2 separate regions of the Homo sapiens genome follow, and region 1 is linked to region 2. A link is a contact called in ENCODE Hi-C or POLR2A ChIA-PET data. All regions are on one chromosome and are shown on one strand. The core of a region is the stretch at or near the end of the contact, and the rest is flanking DNA. Distances in the headings are between cores, read along the strand shown. Region 1 holds the start of PTGES3 (prostaglandin E synthase 3). Region 2 holds the start of TARBP2 (TARBP2 subunit of RISC loading complex).

What was found. A loop is a pair of places that touch in the nucleus more often than their neighbours do. ChIA-PET counts read pairs that join two places held with the same protein, here RNA polymerase II (POLR2A). Pooled maps may share reads with other maps.
Region 1: a pooled map shows a loop between it and region 2 (7-fold over the local background). The contact joins the promoter of PTGES3 here to the promoter of TARBP2 in region 2. A Hi-C loop is called at or near these places in 4 of 50 pooled maps. POLR2A ChIA-PET finds 5 or more read pairs at or near these places in 2 of 52 experiments (T-cell and activated CD4-positive, alpha-beta T cell).

Annotation. Positions count from the first base shown.
Region 1 is chr12:56,682,404-56,689,665 of GRCh38, forward strand. It overlaps PTGES3 (prostaglandin E synthase 3), which reads right to left and starts at 5,881. Exons shown (of 8, transcript NM_006601.7): 1 at 5,595-5,881. The coding sequence starts at 5,596. RefSeq lists enhancers at 1,681-1,760, 4,988-5,037, 5,148-5,267, 5,766-6,291, 6,768-6,817 and silencers at 3,482-3,541, 5,928-6,117.
Region 2 is chr12:53,496,972-53,504,086 of GRCh38, forward strand. TARBP2 (TARBP2 subunit of RISC loading complex) reads left to right here and starts at 4,312. Exons shown (of 9, transcript NM_134323.2): 1 at 4,312-4,490; 2 at 5,044-5,213; 3 at 6,056-6,158; 4 at 6,742-6,837. The coding sequence starts at 4,438. MAP3K12 (mitogen-activated protein kinase kinase kinase 12) reads right to left here and starts at 2,487. Exons shown (of 14, transcript NM_001193511.2): 1 at 2,456-2,487. RefSeq lists a silencer at 2,604-2,853 and an enhancer at 3,947-4,246.

The sequences.
Region 1 (7,262 bases), core at 4,631-7,130, 3.2 Mb after region 2:
AAAATTAAGTTAGCTGGGTGTGGTGGTGCACACCTGTAGTCCCAACTACTGGGGGACCAAGGCAGGAGGATGGCTTGATCCCAAGTTTGAGGCTGCAGACAGTGATGACACCACTGCACTCCAGCCTGGGCAAAGTAGTGAGACAGTGTCTCAGAAAAGAAGAAATATTCCCGGAAAACCGCAAGTTCAAAGGTATACCAAGGATCGGGTGCAGCAGCTCACACCTGTAAACCCAGGACTTTGGGAGGAAGATCACTTGAGCCCAGGAGTTCAAGACCAACCTGGACAACACGGTAAGATCCCGTCTCCATTTAAAAGAAAAAAAAAAAAAAAGGCCGGGCGTGGTGGCTCACACCTGTAATCCTAGCACTTTGGAAGGCCAAGGTGGGATGATTGCCTGAGCAAAACGGCGAAACCCCATTTCTACTAAAATACAAAAAATTAGCTGGGCATAGCGGCACATGCCTGTAGTCCCAGCTACTTGGGAGTCTGAGAGAGGAGAATCGCTTGAACCTAGGAGGCAGAGGTTGCAGTGAGCCAAGATCGCGCCACTGCACTGCAGTCTGGGCAACAGAATGAGACTCCGCCTCAAGAAAAAAAAAAAAATTTACAAAGGTATACCGAGGAAGCAGGGAAGCAGCCTCATTCTAGAATCTATCATTGCCGGCTGCGGCAGTAGCTCACGCCTGTAATCCCAGCACTCTAGGAGTCTGAGGCGCGTGGATCATGAGGTCAGGAGTTCAAGACCAGCCTGGCCAAGATGGTGAAACCCCATCGCTACTAAAAATATATAAAATTAGGCCAGATGCAGTGGCTCACACCTGTAATCCCAGCACTTTCTGAGGCCGAGGCGGGTGATCACCTGAAGTCGGGAGTTTGAGACCAGCCTGACCAACATGGAGAAACCCCATCTCTACTAATTAGCCGGGCATGGTGGCGCATGCCTGTGATCGCAGCTACCCGGGAGGCTGAGGCAGGAGAATTGCTTGAACACAGGAGGCGGAGGTTGCGGTGAGCCGAGACCGTGACATTGCACTTCAGCCTGGGCAACAAGAGAGAAACTCTGTCTCAAAAAAAAAAAAAAAAAAAAAAAAAAAATTAGCCAGGCATGGCGGCAGGCACCTGGAATCCCAGCTACTCAGGAAGCTGAGGCAGAGAACTACTTCAACCCAGAAGGCGGAGGTTGCAGTGAGCCGAGATCGCACCAGTTCACTCCAGCCTGGGCGACAGAGCCAGACTCCATCTCAAAAAAACAAACAAAAACCAAAACTATGGGCCGGGCGCGGTGGCTCACGCCTGTAATCCCAGCACTTTGGGAGGCCGAGGCAGGCGGATCACGAGATCAGGAGATCGAGACCATTCTGGCTAACACGGTGAAACCCCGTCTCTACTAAAAATACAAAAAATTAGCCGGGCGAGGTGGCGGGTGCCTGTAGTCCCAGCTACTCGGGAGGCTGAGGCAAGAGAATGGCGTGAACCCCAGGGGGCGGAGCCTGCAGTGAGCCGAGATCGCGCCACTGCACTCCAGCCTGGGCGACAGCGAAACTCCGTCTCAAAAAAAAAAAAAACAAAAAAAACAAACAAAAAAAACCCCAAAACTGTAATTGCCGATCCACACAGTAAATAGTAAAAAGTTCAATACACTATTTCCATAGCAAAATATGCTCACTAGAGTATTTTTTGAGCTCACGTAAATATGATCTTAGGTGTTTAACAGCGAGATTGGTTCTGAACAGTTGATATTTACAAAGGTTTTTTTTCCCCTGAAAAGAGACAATCGCTAACCACAAGACCCAAAAATGATAGCTTGTAGATTTTTAAACCGAGAAAATCCAATTAGTCAGGAGAATCTTAATTTAGCAATAAAACACTGGCTTGCACTCAAGAAATTTTTCACTTCCAGTTTCTACTGCCTTCTAGTTAAAGTCTAACTGAACACAGGAAGAAAAATTAAAAATCCAGTTGCCAGGTTACAGTGCACAGGAAATCAATACTGAACAAAGGCCACCCACCATCAGATACTCAAGTTATAGCAATTAACAATATAGCATATGTTCACTACGACAATTTGTTTTGCAGGCTAAAGATGGACAATTTTATTTTGGAGATTCGTTCCTACACAGCTGAATGACAGGAAGATTTTTACCAAAATCAGAGACGCAAGTTTCTGGACAACTTCCTAATTATATACAAGACATTAGACAGGAAAAACAACAACTTCCAACATCTCTAAAATAAATAAAACATTTTACTTTTTCTCTATTTTTAATCGGTCGAACGACAATGATTCAAAAAGAAAATGCGAAGTAGCACCCTCTGGCAAGGTTAGTTAAGCGGAAAATCTTAAGTGGGGGAAGGTCCTAAAAATCCCAGCCTTCTCCAAGATAGGTCCGAAATTAAGAGCTTTTATGTAAATTATGAGACAAACTTTTATAACTTAGGATTTAAAGAAATGTAACTACGAAATCGCTGAAGAGCAAATGAGTAAATCAAATGAGAAAACACACTCCCAAGCCTTTAAGACACCCAGCATAAATCTCTCTCTCCCCAGAGCTTAAAAAAAATTTATTAGCCAGGCATGGTGGTGCTTGCCTGCAGTCCCAGCTACTCGGGAGACTGAGGCAAGGAGGATCGCTTGAGCCCGGGAGGTAGAGGTTGCAGCTGCACTCCAGCCTGGGTGACAGAGGAAGACCCTGTCTCCAAAAAAAACACTTTTAAAACAAGTTATCAACAAAATAAACCCTTATCAGCCAGATTCTTAAGACTGGATGACGACCCATTAAAGGCTTCTTCCACTTCAAATAACTGACTTACAACTTTCATTTTAAAATTTAAGTCTTTAGCTTGTTAAGAGTCCCTGAAGAATTTACTAAACGGCATATATTATTTTTAAAAGAATATTTTAGCTGGTCTCTTCAAAACACTTGTTTCCCCCAGCCCAACACTCTTCAAGTGGCATTGAATCACTCGTTTTGAAGGTAGCATTTTTTCTTTTCTTTTTTTTTTTTTTTTTTTTTAAGACAGTCTCGCTGTGTCGCCCAGGCTGGAGTACAGTGGCGCAATCGCCGCTCACTGCAAGCTCCGCCTTCCGGGTTCAAGCCATTCTCTTGCCTTAGCCTCCCAAGTAGCTGGGACCACAGGCGCCCGCCACCACACCCGGCTAATTTTTTGTATTTTTAGTAGAGACGGGGTTTCACCGTGTTAGCCAGGATGGTCTCGATCTCCTGACCTCGTGATCCACCCGCCTCGGCCTCCCAAAGTGCTGGGATTACAGGAGTGAGCCACCCCGCCCGGCATGAAAGTAGCATTTTTATTTTTTAACTAGAGAGGCTACTTTTTGGAATAGTCTCTCTACTGCTACACTTACTTTTTTTTTTTTTTTTTTTTTTTTGAGACGGAGTCTCCCTCTATTGCCCAGGCTGGAGTACAACGGCGCAATCTCTGCTCACTGAAACCTTCACCTCCTGGGTTCAAGCGATTCTCCTGCCTCAGCCTCCGGAGTAGCTGGGACTACAGGCATGCACCACCACACCCAGCTAGTTTTTGTATTTTTAGTAGAAACGGGGTTTCACCATATTGGCCAGGCTGGTCTCTAACTCCTGACCTCGTGTTCCGCCTGCCTCGGCCTCCCAAGTATAGGGATTACAGGCGTGAGCCACCGCGCCTGGCCTTACACTTACTTTTCACCCAAGTTTTTAAATCTACTTTCCTAGTAATAGCCGTTCCTTACCTATTTAAATATCTCATGTGGCCTCCATCAAATGCTTCTACTTCAAGCCAATTTTAAACATACTTTTCGCGAAAAGATATGTTGTTTGGCTCTATTATTAAAAGCTGCTTAATGCCTCATCTGACAAAAAATTTCCCCTTACAGATTTTCAGAGTATGAAAGGTTAAGACTGATGTCCCTTCTACATTACTTAGGAGAGCTTTCAAATAGAAAAGCAAAAACTATTTTATATACATTCAAATTTATTTATTTATTTTGAGACGGGTTTTCACTCTTGTTGCCCAGGCTGGAGTGCAATGGCATGATCTCGGCTCACCGCAACCTCCACCTCCCAGATTCAAGCGATTCTCCTAACCTCAGCCTCCCGAGTAGCTGGGATTACAGGCATGTGCCACCACGCCCGGCTAATTTTTTTTGTATTTTTGCAGCGACGCGGTTTCTCCATGTTGGTCAGTCTGGTCTCGAACTCCCGACCTCAGGTGATCCGCCCGCCTCGGCCTCTCAGAGTGCTGGGATCACAGTTGTGAGCCACCGCGCCCAGCCTAATTCAAATTTTTTAAAACCCCGATTACGTATCACTTTCGGGGAGGGGGCTCCTTCAAAAATTCTAACATGCTGTGCTCTAGAAGCTTGTTCCCAGTGATAAACTCGCTTCAGCCTCACGCATCCCTTTAGATTTCTAGCCAATATACTCAGCCTCAGTATCATGACTTGAATCAAGCAAATCCTTATTACTTTTCCAAAGACATAAAGTCACTCCCCTCTTCTCTCTTCTGAATGGAGTCTAAAACAAAAGAAAAAAAAGGTTCCACCTTAATTGTTCTCCATACCTTTTAGGACGTAGTTAGTACCTTGAAAAATAACCTCCCGTCAAAAAAAAAAAAAAAAAAAAAAAAACCCTGTAAAACCGGCAGTTCCCACTGTACGCGGCAGTGCCAAGAATTCTTACCGGTTAAAATCGCCAAGGCTTTCCTTTATCATCGTAAAATGAAGACTGCCATAGAATCTGTATTCACCTCCACACAAATTTAAGATCTTTGGGACGACTGTAGGTTAATTAAATGCCTACTACATACCTATTTCATCCTACACTGTAACAAGATAGTGAAACCTCACCTCAAGTAGAACATGAAACACAGAAAATGTCCGTATCTTTCCAAAGTCGACACGTGCGGAACTACCTGCTCAATGGTAACTCCTCCTCGCTGCCAGGGAAGCGGCTGAGTTTTGGCAACCTCCCGTGTTTTCAAGAGACTGGAGTTAGGAGGCGGACTGGAAGTACCCACACTCAAGAAACCCAGACACTGGAGAGGGAAGTATGTTGCGGCGTGGGCATGGCTTCCTTCTAGTTGCCTAGCAGTACCTGCAGCTCACGGCGAGGTCCGCGTGGGGCTCTCCCAGGAGCTCCGCCAGGCACCTGGCGGCACCCACCACAGGTGCACTCGACTCAGGGCCTGGCCCCGGGACCACAAAGCAACAGAACCGGAGCGCCCAAGCAGCCGAGAGGCGACCCACGAAGGTTCACGCTTCAGGGCGCCGCATGGCGAGCAGCTACCGGGAGCTTAAGGCCTAGGGTGAAGTTACCGAAAGAGGCGAGTAACCCAGACAGCCAAAGGGGTAAAAGTAGGATTTCCGGCATGGGGAAGCCAAGGAACGGTTCAGGGGTGGGGGAAGCAGACATCTGGAGGAAAAATGTCCTCCACCCGCCAACGGTAACCGGAACAAGGATCCTGGACCTCCCGCCCCCAGGCAGGAACGACTGCCACCACCGATGCGAGAAAGGCTAGGGGGCCGCTTCCAGGGAGCCCCCAACGCGGCCTCGGCCTCACTCGGCGACCTTCCCTCGGCGGGGTGTCGCACTCACATTGTGAACGGGGCAGGGGGACGGGCGAACTGGTGGGCGGGCCTCTCTGGCGGCGGCTGCTGCTAGGGAGTCGACTTCTCTCCGGTGGCGACTCCGCTTTTTCTCTCCGGTCGCGGCCTCTTCTCGCTTCCCTCAGGCGACGGCGGCAGCGGCGGGCTCGACCTCGGGCCCCAGAATGCACCGCGCGGAAAGAGCGGCTCCTCCGGTCGGGGAGAAGAGGAAAGTGTAGGAAAAGGGGCGCGAGGACGGAGAATGAACGTGCGTGCGTGCAAACGAGGGGTGGTGAGGCCGGGCGGCGGCTGGTGACGCAGCAAAATGCCCGGGCCTTGCCGCCGCGCGTGCGCAGTCCTTGTTTTTGGGCTCCGGCGCGGCTTTCTAGAGATATCTACGGAAAGGGCGGGGCCTCCCAGCTCCTTCGCGATCCTTCCTGGCGCCGGCCCCGCCCTTCGTCCGCCACCCCACCCCCACTCCGCCCCCTGCTAGTCCCTACGCGTTCCCGCCTCTCCTCCCGCTCTGTCTTCTCGCGTTAGAAAACCGTTAGTGGCCCAACTGCCCTGCCATGCGCCTTCGGCGATTTCTCTGAGAAACGGTTGCGTTGACAGTGGGAGGCAAGGCTGAGGCGGAGGGACACGGAGTCGGGATCCTGGAGAACTGAAATGGCGCGTTGGTTACTCTTGAGGGAGTAAATCAGCTCACTGAGTCATCATTCCACCACAAAAACCTGTAAAAAGCCTGTGCTGTGGAAAAGGGCTCACTTCAGAATCAAGGGCCTGGGTCCACCTCGCCATTTTTCTGAAGGTTGGAGGCTCTGTCCAGGGACAGCGGAAATTCGAGGTTCTTGGCGGAGGAGGAGCATTTGCCAATTGGGGCGGGCTTTTGCCCCTACCTTGAGACCTTAGTGCTGTAGATGAGCCAGGAAAGGTATTTGAGGGGAGAGTCTAGGTTTCTGGGAATGGAGAGAGTAGGACATTGTGTGTTTCCACGCACATCGTTTGGGGGAGAAGGGGTTCCCCGTCGCTTTGTGCAACATATTAGTAGGGTGTAGTAGGGGTAGCAACCAAGAGACCCAAAACAGTCCTGCTTAAGAAGAAGCCGCTTAACGGTGGATTGGGGAAAAATACTCTAGTGCGCTGCATTTTGAACAGGAAGGAGGTTTAACGAAAGTGCTATAAAACCTTTCTGAAGAACGGGGCTTCATAATAAGCACTAAGGTATTTAGTGTCTGTGTTGTGCAGGACAGGTAGTGGGAGCTACGAAACCTGGACCCTAGCTCAAATGCCATTAAAAAGGGAAATTGGGCGGGGCGCCCGTGGCTCACGCCTATAATCCCAGTACTTTGGGAAGTTCGGTGGGCGGATCACCTGAGGTCAGGAGTTCAGGACCAGCCCACCCAACATGGTGAAACCCCATCTCTACTAAAAATACTAATTAGCAGGGCGTGGTGGCACTTGCCTGTAATGCCAAATACTAGCTAGTATGAGGCGGGAGGATAGCTCGAACCCCGAACCCGGGAGGCGGAGGTTGCAGTGAGCACTCCAACTTGGGCGACAGAGTGAGACCCTGTGTCAAAAAAAAAAAAAAAAAGGGAAGGGGCCGGGCGCGGTGGCTCACGCCTGTAATCCCAGCACTTCGGGAGGCAGAGGCGGGCAGATCACGAGGTCAGGAGAT
Region 2 (7,115 bases), core at 3,062-5,561:
ACGGGGACAGTGGTACCTATGTCCCACAGTGGCAATGCAGTACATAATGTGGTGGGTAAGAACACAGGTTCTGGGTTACACAGACCTGGGTTCAAATCCTACCTCTTGCCACATACTAACTTTTTTACTTTAAACAAATTACTTAAGTTTCAGTTTTCTCCTCCATCAGAGATGATGATAACACTATCTCACTTGGTCTTGTTACGGGCATGATTAAGAAAATCAAAATAAAGTTCTTGGCCCAGGACCTGGCACACAGGAAGCTCTCTATAAGCATTAGCCATATGGAAAGTGCCTAACACACACTTGTAAGTTTTTTATGAATGTGATTCCCTTCCCTTCTTTCCCTTGTTCTCTCTCTCAAAGCAAGTGCCAGTAGGGAGGGTATGGGTGGAAAGGGAGGTGGAGAAACAAGAGGGAAAAAAAAGACCAAAGAATGAAGAAACCAAAGGGCAAGGGCTCTATCCTGAATGATCTTTAGCCTCCTCTGGAATCTGGTCACTGTCACAGTCTCCTCACCTTCTCCACGCACACATATGACCCCAGTCCTTCTGGGAGCCAATGAACCAGACAGACCAGTCTCTGTGGCCAGGCCCTCATGAAGCCCCTATGTCCCCTGCTGGCATCATCTCAACAGTATCCTCCTTCTTCCCAGCATCACCTCAGTCAACAGTGTGAGTGAATGCATGAGTGGCTGGCGTGAGGGGCAGACATTTCCACCTCACTGGAAGAAGCATGGCAGCTGGGGGTCCCAGGGCTTGACTGGTGTAGGGCTGAGGACCTGAATGTAGGGGTGATCTCCAGTCCACCCTAGCAAGGACTTCTTACAGGGTTGATTCCTTCTTTCTCTCCAGATCCAGGCAGGGGAGAGGGAGGACTGTGCATTACGAGAGTCCGGGCTGTGAGTGGTAGAACCAAGAGTCCTCTTCCTAGAAAAGCCTGATCCTACCACAGTGTCACCACGAGGGGAAAAGCAATTGGTTTTTAGAAGGGTTCTGCCCTCTTCAGCTATAAGGAAGCCTAGGAAATCCTGAGCCATGTCTAACTTCTTGCCTCCTCTGTCCATAACTGGGATGGATATTTAGCTGGTGTCTCCATGTTGAGAGCTGGGGTTTTCCTAACATTACCCCAGTTGACAATGGGAGTGAGTGGATGAATGATACGCTTGAGGGGACACACTTTTTTTCACCTGTAAGTGTGAGATAGGAGGGAGTGGGGCCCTAAAGCTCAGAGAAACTTCAGTGTCTGGACAGGAAGGCTCAGGGGGCACTTGAGTCCTATCCTTCCTAAATCCTTTCTGTTAGCCTTAGCTTGGTAGGACCCTCTGGCTGAAACTCAGAGCTCCTAGAGCAATGGAGTCCACCTTGAGAACTGCAAGGGAAATGTGTTTAGAGGGATGCACTGACTGTGGCTTGAGACGACTCTGGGTGGGGTGAGGAGACCTCATGTGCACTCCCTTCTGATTGGAGGCCACTCACCTACGCTCCTCTGAAAAAGGCAGCAGATGAGCATCTACAAGGTAGGACTCCTCCCTTAATTCTAAGGGACACCTCACTGTTTCCTCCCACTGTCTACAGAGCCTTGACTCTTCCCTCCTCTCAGTCAAGGCCTTGGTTACCAGCAAGTCTCAACTCTTGTTTATTTTTAAGCCAATGAGTTTGAGGAGTGTTTGTGGGAAAGGGAGGAGGTTTTTGGAGGGCCTGACTGGGGGAGATGGGTTAGGGGAGCCAGAGGAGATGGAGAGAAAGAGGAGGGAGAAACCCACACGTGAATGGGGGAGGGGAGGATGCAACAGCTGGATGGAGGTGAATGCCACAGCTGGAGGTGAATGCCACAGCTGGAGGGGATTAGGAGGATCACAGCTTGAAGGGGAGGGGGACCAACGCCTGGGCATGCAGGAACAGGTGCTCTCTGACTAATCTTCAGGTCCAGCCTGCTGTGTGTGTGTGTGTGTGTGTGTGTGTGTGTGTGTGTGTGTGTGTGTGTGTGTGTGTGTGTGTGTGTGTGTGTGTGTGTGTGTGTGTGTGTGTGTGGAGATGGTGGGTATATCAGTCCTTGCCCTTCCTTTCCTTCCCTAGAGGGGGCCAAAACTCTCCCTCCTCCTTCCCTCTCTCTCTTCCTGAGGATGAGTGGGAGGAGATGTTCTCTTGCCCTCTGTCCTTTAAGTCTGTCCCCCAATCATCCTCCACCCCACCCCAATACGGTCCTTTCCAGCTCTGGAGGCCCTTCGTCTCCAAGCTGGGCCGCGGCATCCCTCCGCTCCATTCCCTTCCTTCCCAGCCCCACAGGCGTCGGGTCCAGGTCCCCAGTTCCTCCATCCCCACAGCCTCAGCATCCCCACGCCATCACCCCGCACCAGGCCACATCTGCATCCCGACCCTCCCTCCACGCCCGGATCCCAGGACCCAGACCCATCCCTGCCCCCCACCCCCCCACAACTCGGCCAGGCTCTCACCTCGGGGGCTCCGCGGCCGCAGCACAAAAGGCGGCGCTGCTGCAGCTCCGCTCCGGATGCTGCTCCCGCCTCCTCCTCCTTCTCCTCCTCCTTCCCTCCTCCCCCCGCTGCCCTCCACCGGACCCGGGGCGCTGTCACAGGCGATGCTCGTGCGGTGTCCGGATGCACGGGTGTCAGCTTCAGCTTTCTGCCCCCACCCCCCGACCCCTAGCCCCGTCCCTGCTCGGCTTGAACTCCCGCTCCTTCCAGGGCCCCCGCCCCTGGCCCCCCGGGACGGACACGCCCTGAGCGGGGGATGCTGCGATGGAGCCGCCGGCCTCTTAAAGGAGCCCGCTGCTGCCATCCGGCGCGCTCCAGGCTCGTACCTGGCCCGCCTGGGCCCCGCGCCTCCCTGCTGGCGGTGTCCTATGGAGGTCCCACCTCAGGCCTCAGGCTGATTCCACAGGAACCCCCTATGACCCGTCTTATAGACTCCTTTCTACATCGGAGAGAGCAGCCCCTCAGTTGGGATCCCTAGCGCTCTGGCATTGCTCCCCCTATCATACCGATCTTGCCAGCTCTCCTTCCCTTGATTGTCACCACTCACTCCAATTTCACCCACTTGGAATTCACTCGGCTCTAGGCCCCATCCTCCTCCAGTGTTCCTGGATGACCCCTCATTATCATTTCAAGATTCCTCTGGACCTCCAACCCCGGCTCAGAGTAAGACATCTTTCTTGACCCCTTCTCAGAACACTCATTAGAACCTTTTTTTTTTTTAATGTGGTCTCTCCCTTTCTCTCTCCAAGGTCACAAGATTTCCCTCAGCCCAGTGGTTGTGCAACTTTGGGGGAGGAGGCAATGGGGCTCTAGGACTAAACAATGCGCGTCTGCTCAACACCCAGATCAGTTGATTAATCTTAGGCGGCCAAAATTCACTTTTGCTCTCTTCAGCTGAGAGACCCAAGACTCATGGAAGAGGGAACAAGACCACCAAGGTGCCTAGTCCTTCTAATCCTGTCGTCCCACATTACAGCCTGATTATCAGGCCCCAGAGGTTTCCTCGCCAGTTAAAGAGAGGTTCACTAGAGCGGTTCTAAAAAGGTTTCACAAAAGAAGCAACACCTGAAGGGAGGTGAAGGACGACCTAGGAAAAGGAAGCAAGTTCTGTGTCACGGAGGCCCAAGGGCAAGGGGCTTAGGCTGTGGGTTGAGGGGACTGTCTGAGACGGACTTAAACCTGCACCAGCTCCAGAGCCCTGCGGAAACAGAGATCGGTCCCCTCCGGCGTCTAGGTAAGGCCCACCCTCCCAGACCGCAAAGAGCCAGGATCCGACGGCAGCCTCTCCGGACCAATCACAACCTTCCTTCATCAAGGAGGCGGGGTCGGGGGGGGCTGACTTTTCCTTGTCTCCGCCCCTTTAGTCGAAGTAACCAATCTCAGTGCACCTAGGGGAAGTAATCGCAATGGGAGTAACCAATGACGCCATGAAGCTTCTCGTGCGTGCTTGACCCTGCCTCTCCAGCTGCGACACAGATGGCGCGCGGGCTCTTGGGTTCTGTAGTTTTCTCGCGATCCAAAAGGCTCCGTGCCCAAGTGAGTCCTTACCGCCTCCCTACCCAGCGGCTTCCCCTCCGCTAGTACGCATGTCCACAGCTTCACGGACCGGGAGAGAGGGGGCGCGGAAGGAAGGAGGCGGGACGGTATTACAAACAAAAAAATACGGCCTTCTCGAGAAGCGACGGCGGAGGGCCCGCTCCTCCCAGAAGGCGGTGCAGCCTGCCCGGGCGAGCCACGCACGCAGAGGGTTGTGGGGCGGATAGCTCCCCTCCAGATGGAGGCTCACGAAGTAGGGTGGGCGGGGGACTCCATATCCCAGCGTGCCCCGCGGCGGGCCCTACCGGCCGCGACTCCGGGCTTGGCCCCGGCCCTAGCTCGTCGGCTGTGTATTGGGGCGCGTGGAGGCTGCAGTCACGGTGGCGCCCGCGGGGACGGAGGAGGGAATGAGTGAAGAGGAGCAAGGCTCCGGCACTACCACGGGCTGCGGGCTGCCTAGGTGAGCCGTCTCGTACCGATTCCTTCAGGGCGAAAAGCGTGGGGCCGTGCGGAGGGAGTAGCGGCGCGGCCCCAGCATGCACCTGGCCTGAGGGTTGTTCCCGGCAAGCACTGGGGCAGTGGGCAGTGGTTCCCGGCGTGCACCGGGGCAGTGGCTGCTGCCTCCAGCTCTAAATAGTTTGGGGTTGGCCCGGTTCCCAGACTGCACTGGAACACTGGGCTTTATGCCCCCACATTCAGTGCATTTGGTGGGTACTGGGTTCCTGGCTTGCACTGTGTCAGGGGGTATGCACTTTCAACCTGCATTGGGGCACAGGATCGTGCCCACCTTAACTGAGGCAGGAGCAATGCATTCTTCCCCCCTTGCTTTGGGGTAGTGGGCCCTACTTTTCCAGCCTGCACCTCCACTTGGAACCCAGCCAATGGATGCTAGACTGTCTGGGGTTCCTTGGACCCTATGTCCCCCATAATGTGCCTAGGTCTGGTATGGAAGTGCTTGGCTAGGTGGGTGCAGAGAGGGGAGGTGTGATGTGGGTCTGTGCCCCTTCCCCCAGTATAGAGCAAATGCTGGCCGCCAACCCAGGCAAGACCCCGATCAGCCTTCTGCAGGAGTATGGGACCAGAATAGGGAAGACGCCTGTGTACGACCTTCTCAAAGCCGAGGGCCAAGCCCACCAGCCTAATTTCACCTTCCGGGTCACCGTTGGCGACACCAGCTGCACTGGTGAGGAAGGCTTGGGCAGCCTGGCTGGGGTGTGCATTTGCAGGTCCCCATGGCTTTGTTTCTTGGAGTCTCTCTCTTCACAGTCCTTTTCTCCAAGGCCAGTGAGGGAAGGAGAGATTTCAGGGGAAAAGCTACTGACTGGATTGGGAGAACAGGGCTGTAAGAAGGTGGGTAGGACGTGGGAGAGTTAGAGGAGCGAGCAGGACTCCCACAGTGATCTGGCAGATCCCCATCACCCTAGAGGAAAAGTAAGAGAAGATAACTGAAATCCCAGTGGAGTATTTGGGGGAGTGAGTGCCTGGCGTGCTGGGCTCTGTTCCCGGTGCTTAACCAAATTCCCGTTTAATTTTAAACCTCAGTCTAACCAATGATTGTAGGTGGTAGTATCCGCCCCCCCGACTCCTCCCCCCGCCCGCCCATGTTGAATATGAGGAAACTGAGTGTTTGAGATAGTAAATGGCTGGTGCATGGTCACATGCCTAGTATGTGGCAGAGTGGGGCTTTTACTCCAGAGCCTACCCTCTCTTATTCCAGCTCTCTGTATTTATTGAGGGAAAAGAAAGTGCTTTGCAAAGGAAATTAAAGCATTTGCGCTCAGAAGTCCACCCAAGGCGTTTGAGCTCAGAAGTCCTGCTTGGCATGGCTTAATTCTGGAAGCTAACGGAAAGATAAGGGCTCTTCCTTCCAGCAATTAGTGAAACACTTCCAGTCTTCAGCAGGGGGAGGTTGGTCAGAAGGGGCTTGATTGATTCCCTCTGGCTACGAGGAGAGAGGCTGTGGGATGCTGGTTTCTTTCCCGTCCTTTCAGTGACCTCCAGTATTGCCCATGCCCCCTCTCTCAGGTCAGGGCCCCAGCAAGAAGGCAGCCAAGCACAAGGCAGCTGAGGTGGCCCTCAAACACCTCAAAGGGGGGAGCATGCTGGAGCCGGCCCTGGAGGACAGCAGGTGAGGGAGGAACCGAGGCATCCCAGAAGCCCTTCAAGGAACCCAGGCCCTGCACCACCCACTCTGCCCCGAGGCCTGGCCAGGTGACACTTAGCCACCCTGACCTGGCCTCTTCCTGAGAGTCCCTCTGGACCTGAACAGGGTTTTCCAGGGCTTCTGCTGCTATGAAGAATTCTTGGGGTGGAGGGGTTGGTTAGCCCCATAGAGGGGTTGTGGCAGTAGGTTGGGGCCTGGGTTAGGGAGGGAGAGGGGTAGAGGCTTGAGGCTAAAGGGAGTTACTCCCCAACATACCTCCTTGTTCTAGCAAGATGTCCTTCCTTCACGCGCAGGTTGGAGTTTGTTGCTCCTCTGGTTCTTGGGTACAAAGATACCCTCTTCTCTGAGACTCTCTTTTCTCAGTCTTTTCGCCGGTGTTTGGCAGCAAAGGATCCGAGGAGGAAGCTGTTGGTTGAGCCTCCCTGATTCTTTGGCTCAATTTGGAAGTTCTCTTAGGGGATTGGGAGGTCAGGAGGACGTGGGTCCCCCACCCCTCTCTTCCCCCTATACATGGGTGTGAATCAAAGGCCCCCTTCCCCTCGGGAAGTTCTTTTTCTCCCCTAGACTCTTCACTGCCTGAGGACATTCCGGTTTTTACTGCTGCAGCAGCTGCTACCCCAGTTCCATCTGTAGTCCTAACCAGGTATCTGTGTCCCCTGACTGCCTGAGGTGGGTGGAGGAAGGGGTTCTGGTTTTTGGTCCCTCAGTCCTTGGACCCAAGCTGGTCAGGCATGAGGAAGTCTGAGAATAAACAGAATGGAATAGTTGGGAACCAGAACTTGAAGAAATCACAGCAGCTGGTAAGCTCTTGGGACAAGAGGTCATTTGTGATTTTCAGACAGCCTTATGAATGATGTCCGACCATGTTTAAGGGTCTTGCAGGCCCCATTTTCTTCTGGGTTGACCACATGTCAGTTCTGT